Linked DNA regions of Homo sapiens: region 1 is linked to region 2. The links are chromatin contacts, found by Hi-C or POLR2A ChIA-PET in ENCODE. All regions are on one chromosome and are shown on one strand. The core of a region is the stretch at or near the end of the contact, and the rest is flanking DNA. Distances in the headings are between cores, read along the strand shown. Region 1 holds the start of RGS16 (regulator of G protein signaling 16). Region 2 holds the start of IER5 (immediate early response 5).

Region 1 (3,319 bases), core at 50-2,549, 1.5 Mb after region 2:
ACAAGTCCCACTAAAATCTCTAGGGAGGTGTTGCCAAGGTCCACTTAGCGTGTCCTGGCTTCTCCCTGTATTTCCCTCCTCATGACTCCCTTCCCACTCCCTTCCCTCTCGGAGCCCTGAGCTGGTCAGCAACACTTACTTCTCTTTGCTGTGTTTACTGCCCCACTCGAACTTGCCAGTACTCCCAGTATCGCAGCCCAGCTCTGATTTGTGAAGAAAGATCCCCAGACGTGTCTTGAACTCTTTGGCTCTGAAAAACAAATCAGGAACATGAAAGCATTCTCTCATTTGCTCAGCCAGTGTGGAGAGGTTTATGGGTCCCAGAAGAGCTCTGGGTGGTGCCACCCAAACTTTAGCCTCAAGAGTTCCTGGAAACTCTTGGCTGTCCCCAGGCCAAGAGTGCTTCTCTTATCAGCATCATCAACCCCAAAGCAACAAAAGCAATGTTTGAGCTATGCTGTGGTAGGTCTTACACTTTCTGGGTAATACACACGCTGCATATATGGGCTTTTCCCTAAAGTCACACTGATCTCTCTTCGTGCCTGTTGATTCAGAAAAGAACTCAGCATTCTTTTCAGAAGTATTTCTGAACTGTGTGGGAAACTGATTCCTGCCTTCATCTTTACTTTTTCCTTCCCAGCCAGTAAGGATTGGAAGCTGTTGAGTAGCTCTCTGGAATATGGACACACCCTCAACAGTGGGAGCCCCCACCCCCACACACCCCACCAAAAAAAAAAAAATCTCCCTGTCTTCCAGGGGCAGAGGAGGCAATGCCCCTAGCTCTGGTCTGAGGAATGAAAAACAAATGCTTAAGAAATGGGCAGGCTCAGTGCTGCCTGGAAATGTCAACGTGGCCTTCCCGCAGCCGGGTCTTCAGCAGGTCACCTGAGCACGACTGCAGTTTGTCAGAGGATGGGGATGGCAGCAAGCCGCGGGCCCTTGCTTCCCTTCCCCTTGCTTTCTCCCTGCTCCTGGAATCTGAGCACGTGGCATCAAGTGCGCTTCTACCTCTCTACTCAAGCCTCTAGCGCCCCATCCCCGCGCCCACCCAGGTCCCCAGGCCTGCCGCTCCACTCCCTAAGAGTTGGTGGGACTTCCCCCAAGCAGTTGGACAACCTCCCCTTACCTCTCCAGGCAGGTGGTGGGGAAGGCGGCCAGGGTGCGGCACATGGCTGCGGGCGCAGGGCAGCACGTAGTAGGCAGGATGGTGGCAGGCTCCAGGAGGCTCCGCGTGCGCCAGGAAGCAAAGGCGCGGTAGCAGGTGCTAGTCAACTGCGGTTGGGTTTAGCAGCCTGCAAGCGCCCAGACTGAGCGGCCGCTGCTTTAAATCCCCTCGGAGGAGCGGGGCGGGGCTGGGCACTGCTGACCAATCGGAGGGTGGGGCTGGGCGCTGAGAAGGCGGAGGCGGGGCCCGCAGCCAGACTGGGCCGGGTGCAACTTTCGCGGCAGCTGGAGCACGCGGAGCTGCACCCTCCGCCCAGAGGACGCCGCGTGTGGAAGGAAAAGCGGCAAGAGAATTGGCACGGGGATGAGACGTGCACACCCAGTTTCCTAGGGAAAAGTACCTGCCGACCTCTAGTAACAGCAGGAAAGTCACGCAGCGGTGTCGTGTTGAGAGAGTTTGCACGGGGGTGGTGGGTCTGGGAGGCACACAGGGCTTTCTTTGATCGCAGGCAAGTCTGAGCCTGCTGGGTCCTGAGGACAGGCGCACAGGGTGCAAACCTGGGCAAAACAGCATCTGATTATACTGATAAGTACCCTTTACGAGGCTCTTACCATGATGGACACGGGGCTAAGTAAGCTCTTCATCATCATCTCCATTTTATAGATGAAGAAATCGAGAATCAGAAAGCTAAATAAACTTGTCCAAGATCACAGTTGGAGATGACAGAAAAGTGGAATAGGGATGAGTAGTTTATTGAACACCTACTATGTGCTAGGCACATAAGTAAGACTTGCTCAAAGTCTTAGTTATTAAATAACTTGCTCAAAGATGTGCAGCTAGTAAGTGTTGGCTCCAAAATTCAAATGTGAATTTGCCATTCTTTTTCCATTGCACACACACACACACACACACACACACACACCACACACACACACAAAGGTTAGTACCCGGTCACGGCTATACCTGTGGACGATCCTGGGTTTAAGCAGTTAATACCTTATTGTCTCCATCTCTGACATAAAGGTAATAAATGCCCTTCCTCTCACCTCATCTTCCCATAAAGGCATTGGGATTGCTATTAAGAGGCTGTATGTGAGGTTAAAAGTACAGGGTCTAGAGTTAGATTTTCAGGTTTCAAGTCATGGCTCTGCCAGGTGACCTGCTGAAGACCCAGCTGCAGGAAGGCCACGTTCACTGTTAACTGGCTACTGATGGGAGACGAGGCAAACTGCTTAACCTTTCTATGCCTCCATTTCCTTGTCTCTACGAAGAGAACAACTTATTTCATAAGGTGGTTGTGAGAACTAAATAAATTAATTCTTAGTTTGAGTTCCTAGGAACTAGACTCGGGTAGACACTTGCATGCAGGAGGTTTACTGGGGAGAGTTATCAGAATTAAGAGGGAGTAAAGAAAGCAGGTCTGGGCAGAGGGAGGAGTTGAAGGCCATGCCATTTCAACAGAGACCCCAGCTGGTTCCAAGGAATGCCCGGAAGCTCAGCTGGCCCTTTGGAACTGTCCACTGAAGCAAGAGGACAAGGCCCTGGTAACCCCATAAAGACCATTCATTGCATACAGCTGCCCAAGAAGACAGCCTAATCTTAAGGCAGTGCCCTTTGTCAAGAGCAATTCCTGGAGAGAGACTAACACCCTGGGAAATGATGATCACAGTCCCCAAGACGGGATCTGGGTGGCACCGCACAGCATCCGTGACAACATATAAGGTGCTTATATGACAGTGCTCAACATGTAGTCAGCAGTCAATAAATGTTATAATAGCTTTCAGTTTTACTTAATAGGGATACTGGGATTGCTAGCAATAAGGAAAATTAGTGAGTCTTTTGTGCCTCTTGGAATACAGTATAGGCAGTGTATACTGAGGCACTCTTAGTTAAGTACACCTGAGGCACTCTTAGTTAAGTGTACTGGAACAGGAAATAGCTGGAAATTGGATCCTATCTCCCAATTCCTGAGCTAGTACTTTCTCCTGCTCTGATAAAGAAAGCAAAATAAACGGTGCCAGGAGCAGTGGCTCACGCCTGTAATCCCAGAACTTTGGGAGGCTGAGGCGGGCAGATCACCTGAGGTCAGGAGTTCGAGACCAGCCTGGCCAACATGGCGAAACCCAGTCGCTACTAAAAATACAAAAACATACC
Region 2 (3,540 bases), core at 428-2,927:
AGGCCATGCAGCAAGTGAAAGGTGAAGCTGGGATTCCAACCTAGGAAGCCAGCCTCCTCAGCCTGTGCTCTTAGCCATTGCTTTATAGTGACTAATAACTTGCAAAGAAAAAGAGAAGAGAAAAATTCTTGTGTCATTACTCAATATATGCTATTTGGTTTTGTAATTATTCGTGTCATTATTTTATATCTTCCTCTACGTGGGCTGAAAATTCCTAGAGGGGAGGAACTCTGGGTCTCAGAGCCTGCTGTCTCAGTTACCATCAGTTGTGGGCACAGGTAATGCTATTGAGCCATCACATCCTCTGGAGATTGTGAATTGGTCATGATCAAGCCCACTCTTCACTGGTATTTTTCCTAAATAAATTCATTGCTTGACCAACCCCGGGGCAGGATCAGGCCCAGGGTTCCACATGGACTCCAAGAAAGCAGTGCTTAGTTTTCTCATTCAGATTGTGGCTGAGAAGTTGTCATTTATCGTCTGTACAATAACGCAGATGTGTATGTGACTTCCCCCTTTTCAGCAGTGGAGACACTGAAGCGGCCTGAGGTTATTTACCCAGAGTCCTCAGGCAGGTCTGTGGTGGAGCTTCGGTGGAACTAACTGGAAGTGACTCCATGTTTCCAGTCCAGGACCCTGGGCAACCCCGTGGTAATTGTGTCCTGATATACTTATAAGGACCAGTAGATGGACTAAGTTGTTGACTGACCAGAAAATTCTGGAACTCCCTAGCACTATATTTTTACCTTGACACGAAATGAAATTATGACATCATCATGGGAACACAGGACTTCTTTCTTTTTATTTTCAGAACTTGCTCGATTTTTCCAAGGGTGGACTGGTCAGTCCTTGTAATGGAAAAATGGAAATGGAAAAAAAAAAGGAAAAAAAAATCATTGTGGAGAACCTGTAACATCTTCCATTTAACTTATTTGATAACTGGGTTTGTTCTAGAATCTAGAGAACAAAGTGAAAGATGCCAGCTTTAGAGGACAACCAATAACTTTGTATCTAGACACGATTCCTTGAAAAGAAGCCAAAAACCTAGGCAAAAACTTTTAGAATCCCCCTTTTCTTTGGGGTTAGAACTGACAGCTGCTAAGAGTGTATGTGACTCTAGCGGGGAAAGCGGCTCATCCAAAAATAATGATTGCCAAATACTTTGCAGTAATACTATTTGTTATCCAGGGGTGTCCTCCGCCGCGTATGGCCACCATCTCTATTTTTGCCAGGGTTGAGGGGGGTCGCTTACAGGTGTGGCCGGCCTGGAAACGGTGGTGTGGCTGGTGAGGGCGGAGTCGATCAGGGAAGGATCAGGACTTTATGGCAGAACAGAGTCCACCACCGTGTTCGGAAGAAAGTTCGAATATTTTGTTCGCTTTGGTTCCGGCAAGCCATCGCACAAGCCAGAATCTGTAACTCCAAACAGTAGCGCTCTCGAGCACCGTCCCGAACATTCACTCCCCACGGGCCTGGTCTGCGGCCGCAAGCCGTCGCCCCCTTTAAGAGCCTGCTCCGCGGGACTAACGTTCGAACGGGCCCTGGCGCCCCTCCTCGGGCTCCGATTGGCCGTGCGCGGCGCACGAGGGCGCGCCGGCCAGCCCCGGAACGGTTGGCGGCCCTTCGTGATTGGCGGTCGAGAAGCCTATATAAGGCGCGGGGCAGCCAGGCTGCCCTGTTTAGCGACCGGACCCGAAACGGGGAAGTTGTCTTGTTTGGAGAGGTTAGTAGAGCAGCGCGCGCGTCACCAGAGTCGTTTCTCTTCGGAGTCTTAGGTGATCGAGGGTGTGCCCAGGGGGCGGACTTGTTTGCGCCTCCCGTTCCCTCCCAATTTCCAAACGTGTCACCCCGGCGCCGACGGCCCTGTGCAGGGGAAGCAGATGGAGTTCAAGCTGGAGGCTCATCGCATCGTCAGCATCTCTCTGGGCAAGATCTACAACTCGCGGGTCCAGCGCGGCGGCATCAAGCTGCATAAGAACCTCCTGGTCTCGCTGGTGCTGCGCAGCGCCCGCCAAGTCTACCTGAGCGACCCGTGCCCCGGCCTCTACCTGGCCGGTCCCGCTGGGACCCCGGCGCCGCCACCGCAGCAGCAGCCCGGGGAGCCGGCGGCCGGGCCACCCGCCGGCTGGGGAGAGCCGCCCCCGCCCGCCGCTCGTGCCTCTTGGCCGGAGACCGAGCCGCAGCCGGAGCGCTCCTCCGTCTCAGACGCGCCGCGGGTAGGGGACGAGGTGCCGGTGGCCACGGTGACTGGAGTCGGGGACGTTTTTCAGGGCGGAGAGGCGGACGCGACGGAAGCTGCCTGGAGCCGCGTGGAGGGGCCGCGCCAGGCGGCGGCCAGAGAAGCCGAGGGTACCGCCGGAGGCTGGGGCGTCTTCCCCGAGGTATCTCGTGCCGCGCGCCGCCCCTGCGGCTGCCCCCTAGGCGGGGAGGACCCGCCGGGTACACCGGCCGCGACCCCCCGCGCTGCCTGCTGCTGCGCGCCGCAACCAGCGGAGGACGAGCCCCCCGCGCCGCCCGCGGTGTGCCCCAGGAAGCGCTGCGCGGCGGGGGTGGGCGGCGGCCCAGCGGGCTGCCCGGCGCCCGGCTCGACCCCGCTCAAGAAGCCCCGCCGGAACTTAGAGCAGCCGCCGAGTGGAGGAGAGGACGACGACGCGGAGGAGATGGAGACCGGGAACGTGGCTAACCTCATCAGCATCTTCGGTTCCAGTTTCTCGGGACTCCTACGGAAAAGCCCCGGGGGCGGCAGAGAGGAAGAGGAGGGAGAGGAGAGCGGTCCGGAAGCCGCCGAGCCCGGGCAGATCTGCTGCGATAAGCCGGTGCTGAGAGACATGAACCCCTGGAGCACAGCCATCGTGGCCTTCTGAGCCCTTGGCCCCCCTGCGGGGAGGAGGTGGAGCAGCGGGCGTCCCCGAAGTGAGGGCCAGGCCCTTCCCGGCTGCGAGGACGCCCAGAGACCGCGGGCGCTGAGCGCGTTGGGCAGACTGGTTGCCTCTGGGCATCGCAAACTGCCCCCGGGCGCATCTGGCTTATCTGGAGACCTGGGAGCTTGAGGCTCATTGGAAGAGGACGATCGTTAACTTTTGTGTTTGTGTATGTCTGTGTATGTAAGTTTGTCTTGTGGCATTAAGACTATTTTGCTCTTCTGGAATGCACCACTCCTTCCCCAGGGTTTAAGAGATTGGGGGCAGACAGGGACTTTCCTCTGCCGGCTGCGTGGAGAAGGAAGCGGCTAAAAGGTTTGGGCCGGGGAGTTCCCCATTCGTTCTCCGGGGAGGGAGGGACTTTACACCTACCCCTCACCGGAAAGCTAGACCCGCTTCAGGGCCAGGAGTGGCGTTTCCGCACAGGATTTCCTAAGACGAGAGGGATTTAGCCAAGAGCACAGACTTGGATTCCTTCTGTCCCTCCCCACCTTTCTCTCCCAATGAAGAAACGTTTATATCCTGTGATTACTCTAGGAAAGGGGCGTATTAACGGTCCTTTGCTTCCCCGCAGGGGAGAAAAAGCTTGACGAACTTCACAGAAGAGTTCAAGCTTGGA

The links. Hi-C counts contacts between places; a loop is a spot of excess contacts on that map. ChIA-PET counts read pairs that join two places held with the same protein, here RNA polymerase II (POLR2A). Pooled maps may share reads with other maps.
Region 1: a pooled map shows a loop between it and region 2 (3-fold over the local background). The contact joins the promoter of RGS16 here to the promoter of IER5 in region 2. A Hi-C loop is called at or near these places in 1 of 168 maps with a recorded cell type or tissue (natural killer cell), 1 of 37 single-sample maps with no recorded cell type and 9 of 50 pooled maps. POLR2A ChIA-PET finds 5 or more read pairs at or near these places in 2 of 52 experiments (A673 and WTC11).

Annotation. Positions count from the first base shown.
Region 1 is chr1:182,603,090-182,606,408 of GRCh38, forward strand. It overlaps RGS16 (regulator of G protein signaling 16), which reads right to left and starts at 1,300. Exons shown (of 5, transcript NM_002928.4): 1 at 1,127-1,300; 2 at 140-250. The coding sequence starts at 1,170. RefSeq lists enhancers at 865-924, 1,015-1,064, 1,535-1,614.
Region 2 is chr1:181,087,023-181,090,562 of GRCh38, forward strand. It overlaps IER5 (immediate early response 5), which reads left to right and starts at 1,678. Exons shown (of 1, transcript NM_016545.5): 1 at 1,678-3,540. The coding sequence starts at 1,881. The coding sequence ends at 2,864. It overlaps LOC124904465 (a long non-coding RNA gene), which reads right to left and starts at 1,479. Exons shown (of 2, transcript XR_007066762.1): 1 at 1,253-1,479; 2 at 775-848. RefSeq lists silencers at 1,457-1,726, 2,037-2,196, 2,397-2,616, 3,191-3,485 and an enhancer at 3,007-3,176.